5 separate regions of the Homo sapiens genome follow, and all the other regions are linked to region 5. The links are chromatin loops, found by intact Hi-C in ENCODE. Cell type or tissue: heart right ventricle. All regions are shown on one strand. Region 1 overlaps ACYP2 (acylphosphatase 2). Region 2 overlaps ACYP2 (acylphosphatase 2). Region 3 overlaps SPTBN1 (spectrin beta, non-erythrocytic 1). Region 4 overlaps ACYP2 (acylphosphatase 2). Region 5 has its middle 19 kb from the start of EML6.

What was found. Hi-C counts contacts between places; a loop is a spot of excess contacts. Peaks named below come from ENCODE experiments on the same cell type or tissue, not always from the same donor. Only the 100,000 strongest peaks of a DNase experiment are listed, where the experiment ranks them.
Region 1: a loop joins it to region 5, with 2.9 times the contacts of the local background. A loop is called at or near these places in 38 of 110 quality-filtered maps.
Region 2: it touches region 5 in a loop (8-fold over the local background); 45 of 110 quality-filtered maps call a loop at or near these places.
Region 3: a loop joins it to region 5, with 12 times the contacts of the local background. A loop is called at or near these places in 69 of 110 quality-filtered maps.
Region 4: it touches region 5 in a loop (3-fold over the local background); 9 of 110 quality-filtered maps call a loop at or near these places.

Annotation. Positions count from the first base shown.
Region 1 is chr2:54,183,303-54,187,302 of GRCh38, forward strand. All of the region lies in intron 3 of ACYP2 (acylphosphatase 2), which reads left to right. Among named protein-coding and RNA genes, the nearest start is that of ACYP2, 70 kb to the left of the region's middle. In heart right ventricle, no CTCF peak of the experiment used is centred here; no DNase peak of the experiment used is centred here.
Region 2 is chr2:54,175,172-54,179,171 of GRCh38, forward strand. The region is part of intron 3 of ACYP2 (acylphosphatase 2); the gene reads left to right. Among named protein-coding and RNA genes, the nearest start is that of ACYP2, 62 kb to the left of the region's middle. In heart right ventricle, a CTCF peak has its summit at 1,598 (motif pointing right); a DNase peak (open chromatin) is centred at 1,600.
Region 3 is chr2:54,520,535-54,524,534 of GRCh38, forward strand. The region is part of intron 1 of SPTBN1 (spectrin beta, non-erythrocytic 1); the gene reads left to right. All of the region lies in intron 3 of SPTBN1-AS1 (SPTBN1 antisense RNA 1), which reads right to left. Among named protein-coding and RNA genes, the nearest start is that of SPTBN1-AS1, 36 kb to the right of the region's middle. In heart right ventricle, a CTCF peak has its summit at 2,348 (motif pointing right); a DNase peak (open chromatin) is centred at 2,296; H3K27ac peaks cover 3,883 bases.
Region 4 is chr2:54,152,826-54,156,825 of GRCh38, forward strand. The region is part of intron 3 of ACYP2 (acylphosphatase 2); the gene reads left to right. Among named protein-coding and RNA genes, the nearest start is that of ACYP2, 39 kb to the left of the region's middle. In heart right ventricle, no CTCF peak of the experiment used is centred here; no DNase peak of the experiment used is centred here.
Region 5 is chr2:54,702,475-54,706,474 of GRCh38, forward strand. No RefSeq gene overlaps it. Among named protein-coding and RNA genes, the nearest start is that of EML6, 19 kb to the right of the region's middle. In heart right ventricle, CTCF peaks have their summits at 2,418 (motif pointing left) and 2,617; no DNase peak of the experiment used is centred here; H3K27ac peaks cover 896 bases.

The DNA of each region.
Region 1 (4,000 bases), 520 kb before region 5:
GAGTTGTAATTTATTCTATAAAATTTATTTTCCTTGCTTTCATTTCAGCAAAATCATTAAGTTTATTATAATCAAGATATTCATATCAGGCACATGGCTTATGCCTGTAATCTCAGCACTTTAGGAGGCTGAGGCAGAAGGATCACTTGAGCCCAGAATGTTCAGGCTACAGTGAGCTGTGATTGCACCACTGCACTTCAGCCTGGGCGACAGAGCGAGACCCGGTCTCAAAAAAAAAAAGAAAAAAAGATTAACTTCATTTTTTTCTATTCACAGTAATGACCTCAAATATTTTAAAAATGTAATTGTATTAAAATGTGCCTAATTTGAACATATTTTCATAAAAGTAAATTATAGCAATTGCAAAAATGTGAAATATTAAATTATATTTTTCAAAAATGTCATTTATCTTCTAAGATATCTCAACTTGTCTATTGTAAGATGAACTACCAATTATAATTTATGAATGTATTTAATCTGAACATTTAAACTTTAATCTATTGAAAATCTTATAATTTAATCTTATATTTTCATGAAAATAAAATTATTCTTAATTTTAGTGCTAAGTGATCATCTAGTTATCAAGGTAAAGAATTGGTATCACACTTGGAGCATGTTATAGCTACATGTACAGATGTTCACATTTAAGAGTAATGCGAGTTATTTCTCTAGAATCACAAATTGGAAACCAAAGAGAAGCAAGATGATAGATGCTCAACACTTCCAGAAAGATACTTCCTTATGCAAGAATCTTTTGCATTCGTTTAGTCTAAGAGAAAGGATTTGACAAGGTAATTTGTCAATTCTTTCACCTAAGCATTCCTACTTAGATCCTCCCAGTAGTTGGAAGCAGGGTCTGTCTCCAAGGCCACGGTAATACAACATTTAGAAACAGTAATTTTTTATTTTGAGAACTCAGGGCCAGACATACAAAGAAACATTTCTCAGGGACCTGAGTGGTATTAGCAAGAGAATGGATATTTAGCATTGTGGGTTGCATTTGCCAGTTCTAAGCGCCACATTCGGAGTGACAGAGGCACTTACACATATTCCTTAGTAAGTTAATTTTTTTATATTTTTGTTCATGGGGACCTTATACAGTGTGAGCCCCAAGCAGCAGACCTCTTGCTTAGCCAAGGGCATCCTGGCCAGGACTTCCAGTTATATAAACCAGTAAATGTTTTCATGCTTAAGCTAGTTTAAACTAAAAAAAGAGAAAGAAAAAAATCCTAAATCATACAAGTAGGTAGAAAATATAACAGAAAATAAGATACCATTCATGGTAGAACTCTAAATAAAAATATCTAGAATTAAATAAACATAGGTGATAAATACAAATATGATAAATATAATTAAATAAACGAATGTGGTAAATAGATTATGTGCAGAATATATGGGAAGACAATTTACTAGCCCTTGCTGAAATACATGTTAGAAAAGCAGAAAACTTGAATAAATGGGAAGGGGTGCTATGTTTTAGAAGAAAAGACTCCATGTTATAACAATATCAATTCATTTCAAATTAACTAATGCATTTAAGCAATTTTTTTTTTTTTTTTTGGAGACAAGAGTTTCACTCTGTCACCCAGGCTGGAGTGCAGTGGCACCTTCTCGGTTCACTGAAACCTCTGCCTCCCGGGTTCAAGCAGTTCTCTGCCTCAGCCTCCCGAGTAGCTGGGATTACAGGTGCCCACCACCACGCCTGGCTTATTTTTTGTATTTTTAGTAGAGACGGGGTTTCACCATCTTGGCCAGGCTGATCTTGAACTCCTTAAGCAATTCTAATTATAATGAAAATTGTGATTGTCTCCCCAACATCCATTCTATGCCAGGTCTATGGGTGCCCCTGATTAATCCAAGCAAATAATCTAAATCCTTTCCTTAGTCGTGATTGATAAGAGAATGGGCAGGTGACAGGATTCAGATTAATGACACACAAAAAATGGTTTGCTGGTAGCTTTTACTCTTCTGCCAGATGTGAATGAGGATGCAATGATCCAGGCTGCTCCTGGCAGCCATTCTATGCCCATGAGGAGATCTAGCTGCAGGGTGAGCTTGACACAGTGGATGGCAGAGCTGGAAGATAGGAGATGAAAATACATGTGTTATTCAGTGGTATTGAGGGCCATTGTTTTGGGAAACCCTGAAATTTGGTTATCAATGCCAACAAATCTCTATTGTTTAAGCCTCTTGGAATTGAGCTTTTGGTTATTTACCGCCTAAAGCATAGGGATTTTTTTAAAAAGAAACAACAAAAATTTAGAATGAGGAATTAAAAATCCTACAGTGATTTTAGCAGTCTAATTTAATACAGATATTGGCCAGTTAGGTTAATGAAATAGAATAGAAAGTCTAGATAGATAAATATGCATTTATTTGGTGAACAATGCTGAGAACATTGATAGTTATTTGGAAAAATAATAAATTCATTTCCTCCTACAAAACCAATCATATGCAGATTAAAGGATTAAACTATTAAAGAGCTGGAAGAATATACAGACACCAAGTCTTAGAGTTAGTGAGGGCCTAATAAGCTGAAAGTCAAATAAAATATGAAGGTGTAGGATCGTCTTGAAGTATTTAAAACATTATATGCCAAGGAATACTATAAGCAAAAGGTAAATTGTTAAAATACAGTTGAAATATATGTATTATAAATATAATATTAAATATTTGAAATATAAAACACTGCAAAAAACATCCAAATATAAAAAAAGTTCAGGTAGCTCACAAGAGAAGAAAAAACATTGATCTGCAAATGCATGCGAAATGTTTAATATCCCTAGTAGTTAACAAAATTGAATATAAAGAGAGAACTTTTTTAAACCATTAAATTGGCAAAGATTAAAAAGAATGCTAGCACAACATTGTGAATGACTAAATGTCATTGAGTAATTGTTCGCTTTAAAATGTTGAATTTTATGTTACATATGAAATTCACCTCAACTTTTAGAAAAACAAGAGGAGAAAAAAAGAATATAATGGAGTAGCCAGAGTGGGAAGTATATAGAGAAATAGCTTCTCTCAGGCACTGCAGTTTGTATTGTAAATTGGTATGTAAATTTTGCAAGACTAATTAACAGTATGTAGATGAAGCCTTGAAAATGTTTATATTCTTTCCTTTCTTCCTATAATTACACGTATAGAAATATGTACCTAGGAAATAATCAGATATTAGATTTATATATAAATAGCATTTTGTTGTTGTTGTTGTTGTTATCGTTTTCAGAGATGGAGTTTCGCTCTTGTTGCCCAGGCTGGAGTACAATGGCGTGGTCTCAGCTCACTGCAACCTCTGCCTCCCAGGTTCAAGTGATTCTTCTGCCTCAGCCTCCCGAGTAGCTGGGATTACAGGTGCCCGTCACCATGCCTGGCTAATTTTTGTATTTTTAGTAGAGACGGGGCTTCACCATGTTGGCCAGGCTGGTCTCAAATTCCTGACCTCAGGTGATCCACCTGCCTCAGCCTCCCCAAGTGTTGGCATTACAGGTGTGAGCCACCGTACCCGGCCAATAGTGTTATTTTTAAACTGTGAAAATTATAATTCGTGTTCAGTCATAGCATAGTAGTTAAATAAATTACAATATACTATATAGTAAAATACTGTTCATTAATTAAAAAAAAATTATGTAACCAAGTAATCTTTTTGAGTTACTGCACCATGGAAGGAAGAGGACAAAGGCACATTGTCCAGCTTTAAGTTTCAAATTAGAATTTTTTTTTTCATCCATAGGAAAATAATAGTCTTAAAAGCTAGCCTTGCCTCTAATTTCCAAGAATTCTTCACACGTCAGGAAGAAAATTTGGCAGCCTGAATGTGTACGTTTACTATAAGCCAAGACGTAAGGGCACATGCAATCTGGGGCAGGTAGCTTCCCCCTTCTGAAGGACAGAAGGAAGGAAGAAAGGCTTTTAGGGGAGCTGTTACAGAGAGCAGCAGGGGTTCAGATTGCAGTGTGTCTCTCTTGCCCTCCCAGAGTTACAAACCTCAGGGATGTCA
Region 2 (4,000 bases), 530 kb before region 5:
GGTTGGTAGGCTATGAATTATTGCTTCAATTTCAGAGCCTGTTACTGGTCTTTTCAGAGATTCAACATCTTCCTGGTTTAGTCTTGGGAGGGTGTATGTGTCGAGGAATTTATCCATTTCTTCTATATTTTCTAGTTTATTTGCATAGAGGTGTTTTTAGTATTCTCTGATGGTAGTTTGTATTTCTGTGGGATCGGTGGTGATATCCCCTTTATCATTTGTTATTGCGTCTATTTGATTCTTCTCTCTTTCCTTCTTTATTAGTCTTGCTAGCGGTCTATCAATTTTGTTGATCTTTTCAAAAAACAAGCTCCTGGATTCATTGATTTTTTTGAAGCATTTTTTGTATCTCTATCTCCTTCAGTTCTGCTCTGATCTTAGTTATTTCTTGCCTTCTCCTAGTTTTTGAATTTGTTAGCTCTTGCTTCTCTAGTTCTTTTAATTGTGATCTCCCAAAGTGCTGGGATTACAGGCATGAGCCACCGTGCCTGGCCTGTTTTTGCTTTTTTACTGTAAATTTACTGATTATCAAACTAATACATACTGTGGTAGAAACTGCCAGTTATTTCCCAGCATGCATCTGTCCCCTTTTTTCTTTAGTAATAGAAACCCTGAACTTGCGCTGTACACATGGTCCCTACTATGGTCTGAATGTTTGTATCCCTCCAAAATCATATGTTGAAATCCGTTCCCCAGTGTGATGGTATTAGGGAGTGGGGCCTTTTGGTAGATGATCAGATCATAAGGGCAGAGCTCTCACAAATGGGGTTAGCACCCTTATAATAGGCCTTGGAGAGCTCTCACACCCCCTTTACCATGTGAGGATACATTGAAGGCACCATCCATGAGGAACAGGCCCTTATCAGGCACTGAATCTATTGGTGCCTCAATCTTGGAATTCCTGGCACCCAGAATTGTGAGCAATATGTTTCTGTTGTTTATATAAAGTACCCAGTCTAAGGTATTTTGTTTAGTAGCCCAAACTGACTAAGACATCCCCCTAGCATAAGGACCGTATTTCTTAGCCTGTTTGAAGCTTGTATGGCCACCAATGAGATGTGAATGAAAATAATGCATGCATTGTCTCGGTTATGCCCTTAAAGGGAAAGGGTGTGCCCTCCACTATTTTCTTTCCCCTTTCTTGCCAGAATGTGAAGACAGGAATTGGAGCAGCCATCTTGAACTGTGAGATGGAAGCCATACATTGAAGGTGGCAGAGCAACCAAATAGAACGACCAAGTGTCTCTGATGGTTGTTGAGCTGTCATACCAGCTGTGGACTGCTGTCTGAACTTTTGTAGGACAGAGGAATACACTATTTAAGTCTGTTGTAACACCTGAATTGCTCTGTATTCTAATATAATACTTGTTTTAGAACACTTGGAACAACAGAAAATTAGTTTTGTTAAGGCAGGAAAAATCTTATGTGTAATTCTATCACCCAGAGTCAGTCATGTGTTAACTGACATCTTAGTGGATGTTGTAGCATGCTTCCCTCAGCCTCATCCCCACCTCTACCTTCACGATGACATGCTTAGTTGCTCAGTGCCTGGAGTGTTAGCTGCTAATGGTTCTATCCAGGAATTGACCTTGGCCTCAGGGGGGCAGCCTGCATCCAAGAATCTGTTGTTGAGAGGGTACCAAAGTCTAGTCTTCTTGCTTTATTCAGTTTGGACAACTCTGAAGGGCCATCCTAGCTCTAGAGCTCGATGTAGAAGTGGCCAAGGTCTCTGTTGCAACTGCATTACAGTTCACCTCTCCCTCTGTCAATCCAGCTTCCCTCTCCTTTCACAGGCACTCTTCCCAAGGGCACTTCACAACAAACCCGCATGCAAATCTCAGAATCTTTGTGCTAGGGAACCTGACCTATGACATATACAGATTTAGAGATTTGGGATTATAATACTTTGTTTTTCACTAAATATTTTGCTGGGTAGTCTCCATTTGCCTTTCCAGACACATTCTCCTGCCCTCCATCCACCTCTGTTCTGGGAGGCTGACCACGATGGGATACATTAATGAGCTCCTTTGCCCTCTACCTTCCAGTTGAATGCTGCCAGTGGAAGGCACTGATAGGAGATCAGATGGTGGGAGGACAGAGACTGGGATATCCCTCGTCACCAGGCTGTGTGTTGGAAGAGGCATCATTCTTCTACTAAATCCACAGCTCATGGTGTGAGGTCTTCTCCTAGAGCTACAGGTGTTAGTGTTTTGCTGGTAGTTACTTCCTCTGGCCCTTTCATGCCTAGGAATGGAAATAGCTCCCTAGTGCTGCCAGCCCTGGGGTGCTTCATCAGCTCCCTGGTTTCTTATCCTTGCCCACACCTTGCAATTAGTCAGTCTTCTCAATCACTCCGTTTGAGTATGCCATCTATTTCCTGGCAGGACCAGGACTGATACCTACTATTTTTTTTTTTTTTTTCTGGAAACGGAGTCTCACTCTGTCACCCAGGCTGGAGTGTAGTGGCACGATCTCGGCTCACTGCAACCTGTGCCTCCCAGGTTCAAGTGATGTTTGTGTCTCAGCCTCCCAAGTAGCTGGGACTACAGGCACGCACCACCATGCCCAGATAATTTTTTGTATTTTTAGTAGAGACAGGGTTTTACCATGTTGGCCAGGCTGGTCTCGAACTCCTGACCTCAGATGATTCGCCCCCACTCGGCCTCCCAGAGTGCTGGGATTACAGGTGTGAGCCACCGTGTCCGGCCTCCTGTTTCTTTTCTTTCTTTCTTTATTTTTTTTTTTTTTTTTGAGATGGAGTCTCGCCCTGTTACCCAGGCTAGAGTGCAGTGGCGCCATCTCGGCTCACTGCAAACTCTACCTCCCAGATTCAAGCAATTCTCCTGCCTTAGCCTCCAGAGTAGCTGGGATTAAAGGTGCTTGCCATCACATCCGGCTAATTTTTTATATTTTTGCTAGAGACATGGTTTCATCATGTTGGCCAGGCTGGTCTTGAGCCTTCTACTTCTTAATGATTCTTCTAAAACATGATTTTTATTGGCCATGTATAATTTCATCATGTAGACTTAAAAGGATTTCTTTAATTCCCTATTGTTATATATACACTTTTTATATTGATTTTTATCACAATACATCAAAGCATTTATTATGCCATTGAAAACTTCCAATAAACACATTTTTAAAGGACTGTTATATTATGGCTGGACCGTGAACCTTGAGTTGTTTATCCAGTAGTGCTAAGAGATTTGTTCTGATCCACCTGATTTCTTTTGTGCAGTGTTTATAGTGACTAAAGAAACGTATTTTCAAGATGATTGGGCTGGCTATACTCTGTAGCTGCCACAGAAGAAAGCAAGGCTATGCCCCAATCCCACCACATTAAGATCCCCAGTTCAGGGCTCTTCATTAAAACAGCTAAACAAACTGGTGTAAACAGTACTTTTACTTGAATTTAACATCTTTTATGTTTTCTGGGCCAGACTTTGTGTGGATATTGGATAATAGGCTTGGTGGCCCTTTTATATCCCTTGTGTACTTGTAATTCTAGGAAAAATACAAAGCATTTAGTGGGAAGGATTTGTAAGAGAATACAGTTTGATCACCATGTAACTTGAGTAAAAATAGCACCATAATTGAAAACACTAAGAGTAGGGTTTTAAGGAAAGAGAGTAAGATTGGAACAAAGTAACCATGAACTTTTCAGTTCTGAGCTGCGAGTTCTGTTCATTATTCAGTGACCCTTTGTGAGATCTTGTCTTAGTCCATTCACGCTACTATAACAAAATACCATAGACTGGGTGACTTGTAAACAACAAAAATTTACTTCTCATGGATCTGGAGGCTGGGATATCCAAGATCAAGGTGCCAGCAGATTCAGTGTCTGGTTGGGGCTTCCTTCTTGGTTCATAGACAGCTGTCTTCTTGCTGTGTCCTCACATGGTGCAAAGGGTGAGGGAGCTCTCTAGGGTCTATTTAATAAGCACATTAAGGGAATGCCTTAATGCGCTTATTAAATGAAGTTTTTTGAGAAAAAACTCAA
Region 3 (4,000 bases), 180 kb before region 5:
GCATCTTATGGAAAATTCCAGTTCATAGGATGTAGGATTAGAGAAGAGTAATTTGAGGGGGAGGATCTTGGCTTTTCTACATATTCCTTTTTATACATACACACACCCACACCCTACCCCATGCCACCCCACCCCCCACCCCACAATAGAGAAGAGCAGGGAAAGTAGATAGGCACTTTCCTATCTTTTTGAAACCTAGTCACAAAGAACATGGGCATTACCCTTGTCACACGCAGGGTATTACTGTTTTTATTCATTCAAAAGTTATTTAACGAGCTCCTACTGTGGTGAGCAAGTCCAGTGGAATCCAGGCCCTTGCTCTGCTATTAGAGGGATGAGGGCCTTTCTCTTCAAGGGGAGATTCCCTTTCCTTGTGTCAGCCTTACATAGTCCTTTCTGGGTTTCCTAATGGTGGAACCACCAGGCAGAGTTCCAAGATGGCCAAGCCTTCCTCCCTTCTCTTCCTAAACTTCCCACAGCTATTTAAGAAGTACAGATGACTTCACAGCCCACGGGAGGCATGGCCAATAGCACCTTGAGAAAACCCAGCCCTTTTTAGATAACCTCCTGGGACACCTGTATGTGTGATATAAACTGTCCTCACAGCTGGCCCTAGTCCCATGTGGAAGTGGGTTAGAGGATGATGATGTTTGTAGCATGCTGGAGTTTGGAGTCTCCATGCCATGGGCACACTCTTCCATACTGTTGCCCTCACTCTGACTTCTTCACCCTCACGTCACTCCCTTGCTGCTGTTGAGTGCCTAGAAGGGACCTTTCCATGATGGCTATGGTGGGAGCGAGGGATGTTTTGCCGTGAAATTGCCTTGAAAATAAAATAGTGGGTTCTATCACTGTAAATACTCAGCTTTCTTTGGACAAAGGACATTGTCTTTGAACAGATGGAGAATATTGAAGAAAAAAGATGTCTCTACCATCAAATTCTGGACACTTGAGTGAAACAGTTGAATAAAAAGAACTCAGAGCATTGCTTTTTTTTTGAGACGAGGCTCACTCTGTTGTTTGGGCTGGAGTGCAGTGACACGATCATGGCTCACTGCGGCCTTGACCTCTTGGGCTCAAGTGATCCTCCCACCTCAGCCTCCCAAGTAGCTGGGACTACGGGCACGTGCCACCGTGCCCGGCTAATTTTTATAGAGATAGTGAAGAAGGGTTGGGAGGGTGTCTCACCATCTTGCCCAGGTTGGTCTCAAACTCCTGGGCTCAAGTGATCTGGCCACCGTGGCCTCCCAAATTGTTGAGATTACAGGTGTGAGCCACTGTGCTTGGCATATATTTATTTATTTATTTTGTACACAGACTAGTGGATAATTTGGATACTTTGACTTCCCATTCACCTTTCTGTTTTTTGTTTTTTTCTTTTGAGACAGAGTCTGGCTGTGTCACCCAGGGTGGAGTGCAGTGGCACAGTTATGGTTCACTGCAACCTCCACCTCCCTGGCTCGAGTGGTCCTCCTACCTCAGCCTCCCAAGTAGCTGGAACCACAGGCGCATGCCACCACAGCTGGCTATTTTTTTTTTTTATTTTTGTGGAGATGGGGGTGTCACTGTGTTGTCCAGTCTGGTCTTTAACGCCTGGGCTCAAGTGATCTGCCTCCCTTGGCCTCCCAAAGTGCTGGGATTACAGGCGTGAGCCACCACTCTTGGCCTAACCTTTCCGTTTTAAGGAACAATAGTAGTGTTTTTAAGGAATACCATTAAGAAAGAACATTAGGAAAAAAGGTGCTTTAGTTCTCTGAGTGACTTCTTTTAAGCTTAAGACAAGAATTATCACTTACTTACTAAGTAATCTGTGGGCTGGGCAAGGTAGGCTCGCACCTGTAATCCCAGGACTTTGTGAGGCCAAAGCAAGCAGATTACCCGAGTTCAGGAGTTTGAGACTAGCCTGGCCAACATGGTGAAACCCCATTTCTACTAAAAATACAAAAATTAGTCAGGCATGATAGTGCACACCTGTAATTCCAGCTACTCAGGAGGGTGAGGCAGGAGAATTGCTTGAACCTGGGAGGTGGAGGTTGTAGTGAGCTGAGATCATGCCACTGCACTCCAGCCTGGGTGACAGAGCGAGACTCTGTCTCAAAAAGAAAGAAAGAAAGAGAGAGAGAAAGAGAGAGAGAGAGAGAGAGGAGAGAGAGAGAGAGAGAGAGAAAGAAAGAAAGGAAAGAAAGAAAGAAAGAAAGAAATCTGTGGAAAGCAGTTGTTGGTTCAGTGATAGAAAGAGAGATTCGCAGGTGGGGGCAGGGCAGGGGCCAGGCTGGGCTTCTGCAGGAGTCAGGTGCGGTGGATGTTGCAGCGCAGGTATAGCAGCCCTGGGGGTTTCTTCTCATTGGTCAGCAGGTGGCACCAAATAGCTAAAACTTATCTGGGGAGAGGCATGCCTTGCTTGGGTTTTACCTTGGGTTGGGTTGGATTAAATTTTACTTTCTGTACTTTCAGAATTTGGGATTAATAGCACTTTCACATTTTCTCCCTAGAGATAGAATCCTCCAAGTTTGAATTTTATAAAAGTCTCTGATATTGATAATAGTCATGAAAGTTAACTATATTCAAGATCAGATGATTGCATGACATTATTAATTTTCATTTTTTGGAAGGGTTTATGACTTTGAATGTTAAATGCCACTGTAAGATCATTCAATGGAATATACTTACTCGATTAGATTTCTGAAGTTTTTGTGTTTTTATGAAATCCCATAAATAAATTGCTAACGTAGGTGTGAAAATTAATACACCCGTGAATGTACTTAATTGAGATTGAGTATGTCTCTCTGATGAGAATCCAGGATTTTACTTCCATTCAGGATTTTTCTATTAGAGCAGAGATGGGTGACAGTTTGAGTCACAGATGTTGTGGCTCAGTGGTAAAGTGGATTCAGTGCTTCTTCCTCAGGAACATGTGGGGTGTGTTGGCTGTGTTCTTGGATAGCATGTGAGAAAACAGCCATGACAAAAGAGCAGGCAGTTGTGTGCTGGTACCACCCAAGAGCCTACTGTTTATTTAAGGTGCAGTTAATTTGTTTCAGCTTATTTACTATGGAAACTTGGTTGCATGTGGCATGTGTGGTTATGTGCTGGAACTTTTAAAAAGCTGCATTTCAAGCACGATAAATGTTTCTTTTCTACATATATGGGTTTGTTTATTTTTTGTGTGGTGGCATATGTGAGGGGGAAGAATCATCTCTTGAATGATCCTTCTGTGTTGCTGAGTGGTGTCTGGTTTGGTTAGCACGCAGGCTGTGGTGAGGAGGCCTGCTGACTCTGGCCTAGGTGCACATCTTGGTGCACACTGAACAAGGCTTTCACTAAGTGAGCATCCAGCTACAAAAACCTGACAATAAATTTTTGAGTTTTAAGATGTTGATAACAGCCGGGCATGGTGGCTCACGCCTGTAATCCCAGCACTTTGGGAGGCCAAGGTGGGCAGATCACAAGGTCTAGGAGTTCGAGACCAGCCTGGCCAATATAGTGAAACCCCGTCTCTACCAAAAATACAGAAATTAGCTGGGCATGGTGGCTCGCGCCTGTAGTCCCAGCTACTCGGGAGGCTGAGGCAGAAGAATTGCTTGAACCCAGGAGGCGGAGGCTGCAGTGAGCCGAGATGGTGCCACTGCACTCCAGCCTGGGTGACAGAGCGAAACTCCATCTCAAAAAAAAAAATGTTGATAATTTATTTTTTTTCTTGGGATAGCTTCATACCACTTTAAAAGGGGTGTTGTCTTTTCACTCCTTTCTTCCTACATTTGCAGATTAACAACTTACTTAGATAGCTTCATATGCCTGACTGAGCCTGTTTCCCCCCAGTGAAATTTAAAATATGCGGGAATTTAACCACATTTAACCACACCCATAGGCATCAGGCATAGCACTAGCTCAGTTTCTCAATGTCTCGGGTCTAGTCAGTCCTTCACCAGGCCCTGTCAGTTCTCCCTCCAAAGCACATCCACCTCTAAGCACATCCACCTCTTAACCATCCCCGCTTCTC
Region 4 (4,000 bases), 550 kb before region 5:
TGTTATTTTATTAATTTTTTTAGAGATAGGGTCTTTCTGTGTTGCCCAGGCTGGTCTCAAAACCTGGCCTTAAGTGAGCCTCCCACCTCAGCCTTTCAAGTAGCTGGTATTACAGGCTCAAGCCACCATGCTCAGCTGGTTTCTTCCAAGTTTTGTCAATTATGAGACTGATTACTTTTTTAAAAATGTATTTTTTCAAAATTATAATCATATATAATTATAGGGTACACAGTTTTCCCCCTATGTTTTCTTATAGTATGTTTTTAAAATCAGTTTCAGGTCTTGTGTTTAAGTCTTTAATCCATTTCGAGTTGTGTTTTGTATATGGTGTGACATAAGGGTCAAATCTCACTCTTCTGCATGTGGATGTCCAGTTTTCCCATTATTCTTTATTGAAGAGACTGTCTTTGCCCCATCGTGTGTTCTTGGAACCTTTGGAAAAAAAAAAATCAGTTGACTGTAAATATGTGGGTTTATTTCTGGGCTCTCTATCCTGTTCCATTGGATGATGTTTCTATTTTTATGTCAGTACCATGCTGTTTTAATTACTACAGCTTTGTAATATAGTTTGAAGTCAGGTAGAATGTTGCCTCCAGCTTTGTTCTTTTTGCTCAAATTGCCTGGGCTACTTAGGGTTTTTTTTTTTTTTTCATGTGTGTGTGGTTCTATATAAATTTCAAAATAACTTTTTCTATTTCTGTGAAAAATGTCATTGAAATGTTAATAGGGATTGCATTGAAGCTGAAGGTCATTTTGGGTAGTGTGGACTTTTTTTTTTTTCTTTTTTTTTTTGAGACAGAGTCTCGCTCTGTCACCCAGGCTGGAGTGCAGTGGCGTGATCTCGGCTCACTGCAAGCTCTGCCTCCTGGGTTCACACCATTCTCCTGCCTCAGCCTCTCGAGTGCCTGGGACTACAGGTGCCTGCCACCACACCCGGCTAATTTTTTGCATTTTTTAGTAGAGATGAGGTTTCACTGAGTTAGCCAGAATGGTCTCAATCTCCTGACCTCGTGATCTGCCTGCCTCGGCCTCCCAAAGTGCTGGGATTATAGGCATGAGCCACCGCACCTGGCCCGTAGTTGGACTTTTTAACAATATTAATTCTTCCAATCCATGAACGTGGAATATCCTTATATTTATTTATGTCTTCTTCAATTTCTTTAATCAATGTTATATTTTTCAGTGTACAGAGCTTTCATCTCATTGGTTAAACTTATTCTCCTAAGGTTTTTTTTTTTGATGGCTGTTGTAAATGAGACTGTTTTCTATATTTCTTTAGATAGTCTGTTGCTAGTGTATAGGAATGCTACTGATTTTTGCGTGTTGACTTTGTATTCTTCAACTTTACTATTTATCACTTCTAACAGTTTTTTGGTAGAGTCTTTATGGTTTTTGTCATCAGCAAACAGTGACAATTTTAAGTTTTTCCTTTCCTATTTGAATGCCTTTTACTTCTTTCTCTTACATAATTGCTCCACAAGGACATCCAGTACTACATTAAATAGAAATGATGAGAGTGGGCATCCTGGTCTTGTTCCTGATCTTAGAGAAAAAGTTTTCCATTTTTCACCATTGTGTGTAATGTTTGCTGTGGGCTTTTCATATATGGCCTTTATTATGTTGATATACATTTCTTCTATACTAATTTATTAGTGAAAGGATGTTGAATTTTATCAGATGCCTTTTCTGCATCTAATGTGGTGATCATATAGTATTTGTCCTTCATTCTGTTAATATGGTGTTCTCCATTTATAGATTTGCATGTGTTGAATCATCTTTGTATCCCTGGGATAAATTCCACTTGATCATGGTGAATGATCCTTTTAATGTGCTGTTGAATTTGGCTTATTCGTATTTTGTTGAGGATTTTTGCATCTATGTTCATCAGGGATATTGGCCTGTAATTTTCTTTTCTCATAATGTTCTTGTCTGGCTTTGGTATCAAGGTAATGCTAACCTCATAAAAAGAGTTCAAAAGTATTACATCCTCTTCGATTTTTTGGAAGAGTTCAAAAAGGATTGATATTAGTTTAAATGTTTGGCAGAATTCATCAGTAACACTTCCAGTCTTGGGCTTTTCTTTGATGGGAAAGTTTGTATTATTGATTTAGTCTTTTTGAATTACCAATTCAATTATTATTGGTCTGTTCAGATTTTCTATATCTTCTTGATTTAGTATTGGTAGGTTATATGTGGTAGGATAAATTCTAGGAATATATCCATTTCTTCTAGATTATTCAATTTATTGGCATATGGTTGTTTGTTCGTACTAATCTTTATGATTCTTTGTATTCTGTGGTATAAATCACAGTGTCTCCTCTTTTATTTCTCATTTTATTTATTTGAATCTTTTCACTTTTTTTTCTAGGTTAACCTAACTGTAGGTTTGTCGATTTTGTTTATCTTTTCAAGAAACCACTGCTGGTTTCATTGATTTTTCTTCTATTGTTTTTCTAGTCTCTATTTTATTTATTTTTGCCCTGATCTTTGTCATTTTTTTCCTTCTGCTACATTTAGGCTTTTTCTTTTTCTGCTTCCTTGAGGTATAACATAATATTATTTGTGATATTTATTCTTTTCTGATAGACTGCAGGGGTCCCCAACCCTTGTGACCTGTTAGGAACTGGACCACACAGCAGGAGGTGAGTGGCAGTACCACCTGAGCTCCACTTCCTGCCAGATCAGTGGCAGCATTAGAGTCTTATAGCAGAGCGAACCCTATTGTGAACTGCGCATGCGAGGGATACAGGTTGTTCACTCTTCATGAGAATCTAACTAATGCCTGATGATCTGAGGTGGAACAGTTTCATCCTGAAACCCTACCTGCTTCCTTCCTGTCTTCCACCAAACTGGTCCCTGGTGCATAGAGCCATTTATTGCTATAAATTTCCCTCTTAGAATTGCTTTTGCTGCATCCCATAAGTTTTGGTATGTGTTGTGTTTTCATTTTTGTCTCAAGATATTTTTAAATTTCGCTTTTGATTTCTTCTTTGACTCATTGGTTGTTTAGTAACATGTTAATTTCCACATATTTGTGAATTTTCCAAGATTTCTCCTGTTACTGAGTCCTAGTTTCATAGCATTATTATCAGAGAAGATACTTGAAATTATTTCACTTCTCTTAAATTTGTCCAGACTAGTTTTGTGGCCTAACATATATAATAAAGGTATATATTTTTCATTTATTAAACAATTATATATTTGATACCTTTTATATATGCCAGGCACTGTTTTTGGTACCTGACCTAGAGAAAGTTCCATGTGCTCTTGAGAAGAATCTGTATTCTGTTGCTGTTGGATGGAAAATTCTACATATGTCTGTTAGGTCCATTTGGTCTAAAGTGTAGCTCAAGTTCAATATTTGCTTATTAATTTTGTTTATTTTTTATGTAATCTTAAAGTTTACCTACAATATAAAAACTTTAGCATGAAATATATATATATTTTATTTAAGTTCCAGGATACATGTGCAGAATGTGCAGGTTTGTTACATAGGTAAACGTGTGCCATGGTGGTTTGCTGTACCTATCAACCTATCACCTAGGTATTAAGCCCCGCATGCATTAGCTATTTATCCTGATGCTCTCCCTCCCCTGCTCCCCAACAAGCCCCAGTGTGTGTTGTTCCTCTCCCTGTGTTCATGTGTTCTTATTATTCAGCTCCCACTTACAAGTGAGAACATGCAGTGTTTGGTTTTCTGTTCCTGTGTTAGTGTGCTGAGGATAATGGCTTCCAGGTCCATCCACGTCCCTGCAAAGGACATGAGTTCATTTCTTTTTATGGCTGCATAGTATTCCATAGTGTAGACGAGCATGAAATATTTTCATTTTCTTATTTATGTATTCATTTTTATTTTTTGAGATGGAATCTTGCTCTGTCATCCAGGCTGTAGTGCAGGGGTATGATCTCGGCTCACTGCAACCTCCACCTCCCGGGTTCAAGCAATTCTTCCTGCCTCAGCCTCCCAAGTAGTTGGGATTACAGGCACCTGCCACCCATG
Region 5 (4,000 bases):
TATTTAAGACCTCAACCTATGAAACTACCAAAATAAAACATTAGGGAAACTCTCCAGGACATTGGACTGGGCAAAGATTTCTTGAGTAATAACCCACAAGCACAGGCAACCAAAGCAAAAATGGACAAATGGGATCACATCGAGTTAAAAAGCTTCTGTACAGCAAAGGAAACAATCAACAAACTGAAGAGATAACCCACAAAATGGGAGAAAATATTTGCAAACTATCCATCTGATAAAGGATTAAAATCAGACTATATAAACAACTCAAACAACTTCATAGGACTAGTCTAATAATCCAATTAGAAATGGGCAAAAGATCTGAATAGACATTTCTCAAAAGAAGACACAAAAATGGCCAACAGGGATATGAAAAGCTGTTCAACATCATGGATCATCAGAGAAATGCAAATCAAAACTACAATGCGATATCATCTCACTCCAGTTAAAATGGCTTTCATCCAAAAGTCAGGTAATAACAAATGCTGGCAAGGGTGTGGAGAAAAGGGAACTCTTGTACACTGTTGGTAGGAATGTAAATTAATATAGCCAAAATGGAGAACAATTTGGAGGTTCCTCAAAACAATTTGGAGTTTCCTAAATATAGAGCTACCTTATGATCCAGCATTCCCCCTCCTAGGATAAACCCAAAAGAAAGGAAATCAGTGTATCAAAGAGAAATCTTTACTCCTATGTTTATCGTAACACTATTCAAAATAGCCAAGATTGGGAAGCAACCTAAGTGTCCATCATCAGATGAATGGATAAAGAAAATGTGGTACATAGACACAATGGAGTACTATTCAGCCGTAAAAAAGAATGAGATCCTGTCATTTGCAAGAACATGAACGGAACCGGAGGTCATTATGTTAAGTAAAATAAGCCAGGCACAGAAAGACAAACTTCACATGTTTTCACTTATTTGTGGGAGCTAAAAATTACAATAATTGAACTCATGGAGATAGAGTAGAAGGATAGTTATCAGAGGCTGGGAAGGGTAGTAGGAGGCTGTTGGGGAAGTGGGGATGGTTAATGGGCACAAAAGTTAGAAAGAATTAACAAGGTCTAGTAGTTGATAGCACAACAGGGTGACTATAGTAAAATTAATTTAATTGTACTTTTAAAAATAACTGACAGACTATATTTGGATTGATTGTAACACAAAGGATAAATGCTTGAGGTGATAAATTTTAAAAAGGCTTCAACAACAACAACAAAAAACAACGAATACAAGTAAATTGAACTTGCTCATTAAGGTCATGTAATTTGGAAAATGGTGTTTACTTTATGTTTTTTTCTAAATATTTTAAGATTAAATGCTGAATTAGAAAAATGCATTGGAATTTCAAGTATATATAACAATTTATTAGGTCGGTACGAAAGTAATTGCTGTTTTTGCCGTTTTGCCATTACTTTTAAATGGCAAAAACAGCAATTACTTTTTTGCCATTACTTTTAAAATGGCAAAAACAGCAATTACTTTTGCAACAACCTAATAAAAGAAGAAATAGATTAACATAAATGTGGCATTTTGAATAAAATTGCTTATGCAATTTTTCATTAAGGCAAAAACTAACAATTCTGAGTGGCAATTAGAGTGACTCATCAATCAAATTATTTGATTGCATCAAAATGAAAAACTCAACAATTTGGCATTTTAAGCAATGAGTCCAAAGATATTCCAATTATATTGCTTAGTCCCCAGAGTATTTTTCCCCTTGTCTGGGATTGGCCAATACTGAAAACCATGCCTCTTCCTAAAATATAATGAAAGCTATGTTTTGAAGAGGCTTCTTAGGTCATCTAGACAGGGCCCTGTGATCCTGTGATGAGAGCTACCATTTATTGAATGTCTAGTGTGTGCCAGGCACTGTGCTAAGTCCTTTACATGCTTATTCTGCTCAGCATCATCCCCATTTTACAGATAAGGAAACAAAGATACAGAGACAGATGTTAGCTTGTCAAGTCACACGTCTGGTAAATAGTGGAGACAGGATTTGCACCAGGCAGACTGACTGTGGCTCCAGTTTCCCACTGGTTTTGGAGCTGTATTAAAACAAGCACCAGGATAAATAAATATGGGGGTAACTGTGCAACCAAAGAAAGGAACCTGAAGAATTGTTGACATGTGCAGCTCAAGATATAATCTGCTGTCCCAATTTTCCTTTTTCTACTCACTCTTTTTTTTCTATTGCTACTGTTGCAAAGCAAACAAGCTATCCAAATAGTCCACCTTTTAAACTAACTGTAGACTAAAAATATCATTTATTTATACTTTAAAAAATCTTGTAGATTTAGTAAAGGAAGATTTAGTAAAAATTCAATGAAGGAAGTATTTTCTGCTTAAACAGCTTGAGTTTACCTCTTGGTACACAAGATGTGGCCCTTTATTAAAGATATGGTCTTCTGTCGCCATCTTCAGGAAGAGATATAAATATCTCCTCTCTCGTGCTGTCAATTTTTAGTACATTCATGATTCAACCAAAGTTTGTTATATACAAAGAGATAAAAGCAGAATTAAAAAACATTTCTTAGTACATTTAGTGCACTAGTGGCCAGTATTTAAAGAGAATCTAAAAAGTAGACTGCAGTATAGAGAAAAAAGAGTATTGTATGTCAAAATGGGTTTTGACATTTTTAAGGAAAATTTGGGGTCTTCATCAAACTCTAACATTATTGAAATTTTTCTTAATAAAATATACCTGTAAGCTTTGTCTTGCTTTCCAAAGGTTTATGTCCAATGAGCAGAGGATAAAGTGCATCTTATTTCCTCCTAAGCTTATTTCTGCAGTCATGGAAGTTGCCCTTGCCTGGTGTTCTATAGAACATACTTAGATCTTGGCCCCAGAGAGCCTATCTTGTTCACTGATCTATCCCCAGCTACCAGCAAGATTTGTGACCCATCGTAGGCACCAGTAAACATTTGTCAAGTCAATGCTTTCCTTCTTGTGTTTTACAATGAATCATCCTTTACTGTATAACTTTGGAGATAACCTAGATTTAACCAAAAATGTTGGCCAGGCCCACCCAGCTTATCTTATCAGTAAGTGAAATGAGCTTTCTCTAAGGCAAGCCAGCCTCAGGATTAAAAAAAAAATACCCCCTGCTATTCACAGATCCTAAAATTCTGTTATGAAAAAGTCACCTTTTTGAGTGTTACCTTTTTACAATTTCCTACATAGGAAAATTAACTTTTTTTTTTTTTTTTTTGAGACAGAGTCTCACTCTGTTGTCAGGCTGGAGTGCAGTGGCACGATCTCAGCTCACTGCAACCTCCGCCCCCCAAGTTGAAGCGATTCTTCTGCCTCAGCCTCCTAAGTAGCTGGGATTACAGGCGCCTGCACTGCACCCGGCTAATTTTTTTTGTATTTTTAGTAGATACAAAGTTTCACCTTCTTGGCCAGGCTGGTCTTGAACTCCTGACCTCGTGATCCACCCGCCTCGGCCTCCCAAAGTGCTGGGATTGCAGGTGTGAGCCACCGCGCCCGGCCAGAAAATTAACGTCTTAAGTGCTGTTAACTCTAAGTTTGGCTGGACTCAGGGGAGCCTTAATTCCTGGGTTAAGGGATACCTTATCAGGAGTAGTACTACAGCAACTGTGGAAGGTGAGTGGTTAGGGTATGGGAAGAACATATTAGAATTTCTACATATGTCATCTTTAAAATGTCTTTGTTTTACATGACATTTAGGGTATATAACTCATTTTTTTTCTTTTTTTTTTTTTTTTTTGGGACGGAGTCCCGCTCTGTCGTTCAGCCTGGAGTGCAGTGGTGCGATCTCGGCTCACAGTGACCCCCGCATCCCAGGTTCAAGAGATTCTCCTGCCTCAACTTCCTGAGTAGCTGGGACCACAGTTGCACACCACCACACCTAGCTAATTTTTTTGTATTTTTAGTTGAGACAGGGTTTCACCGTGTTAGCCAGGATGGTCTCGATCTCTGGACCTTGTGATCCACCCACCTTGGCCTCCCAAAGTGCTGGGATTATAGGTGTGAGCCAC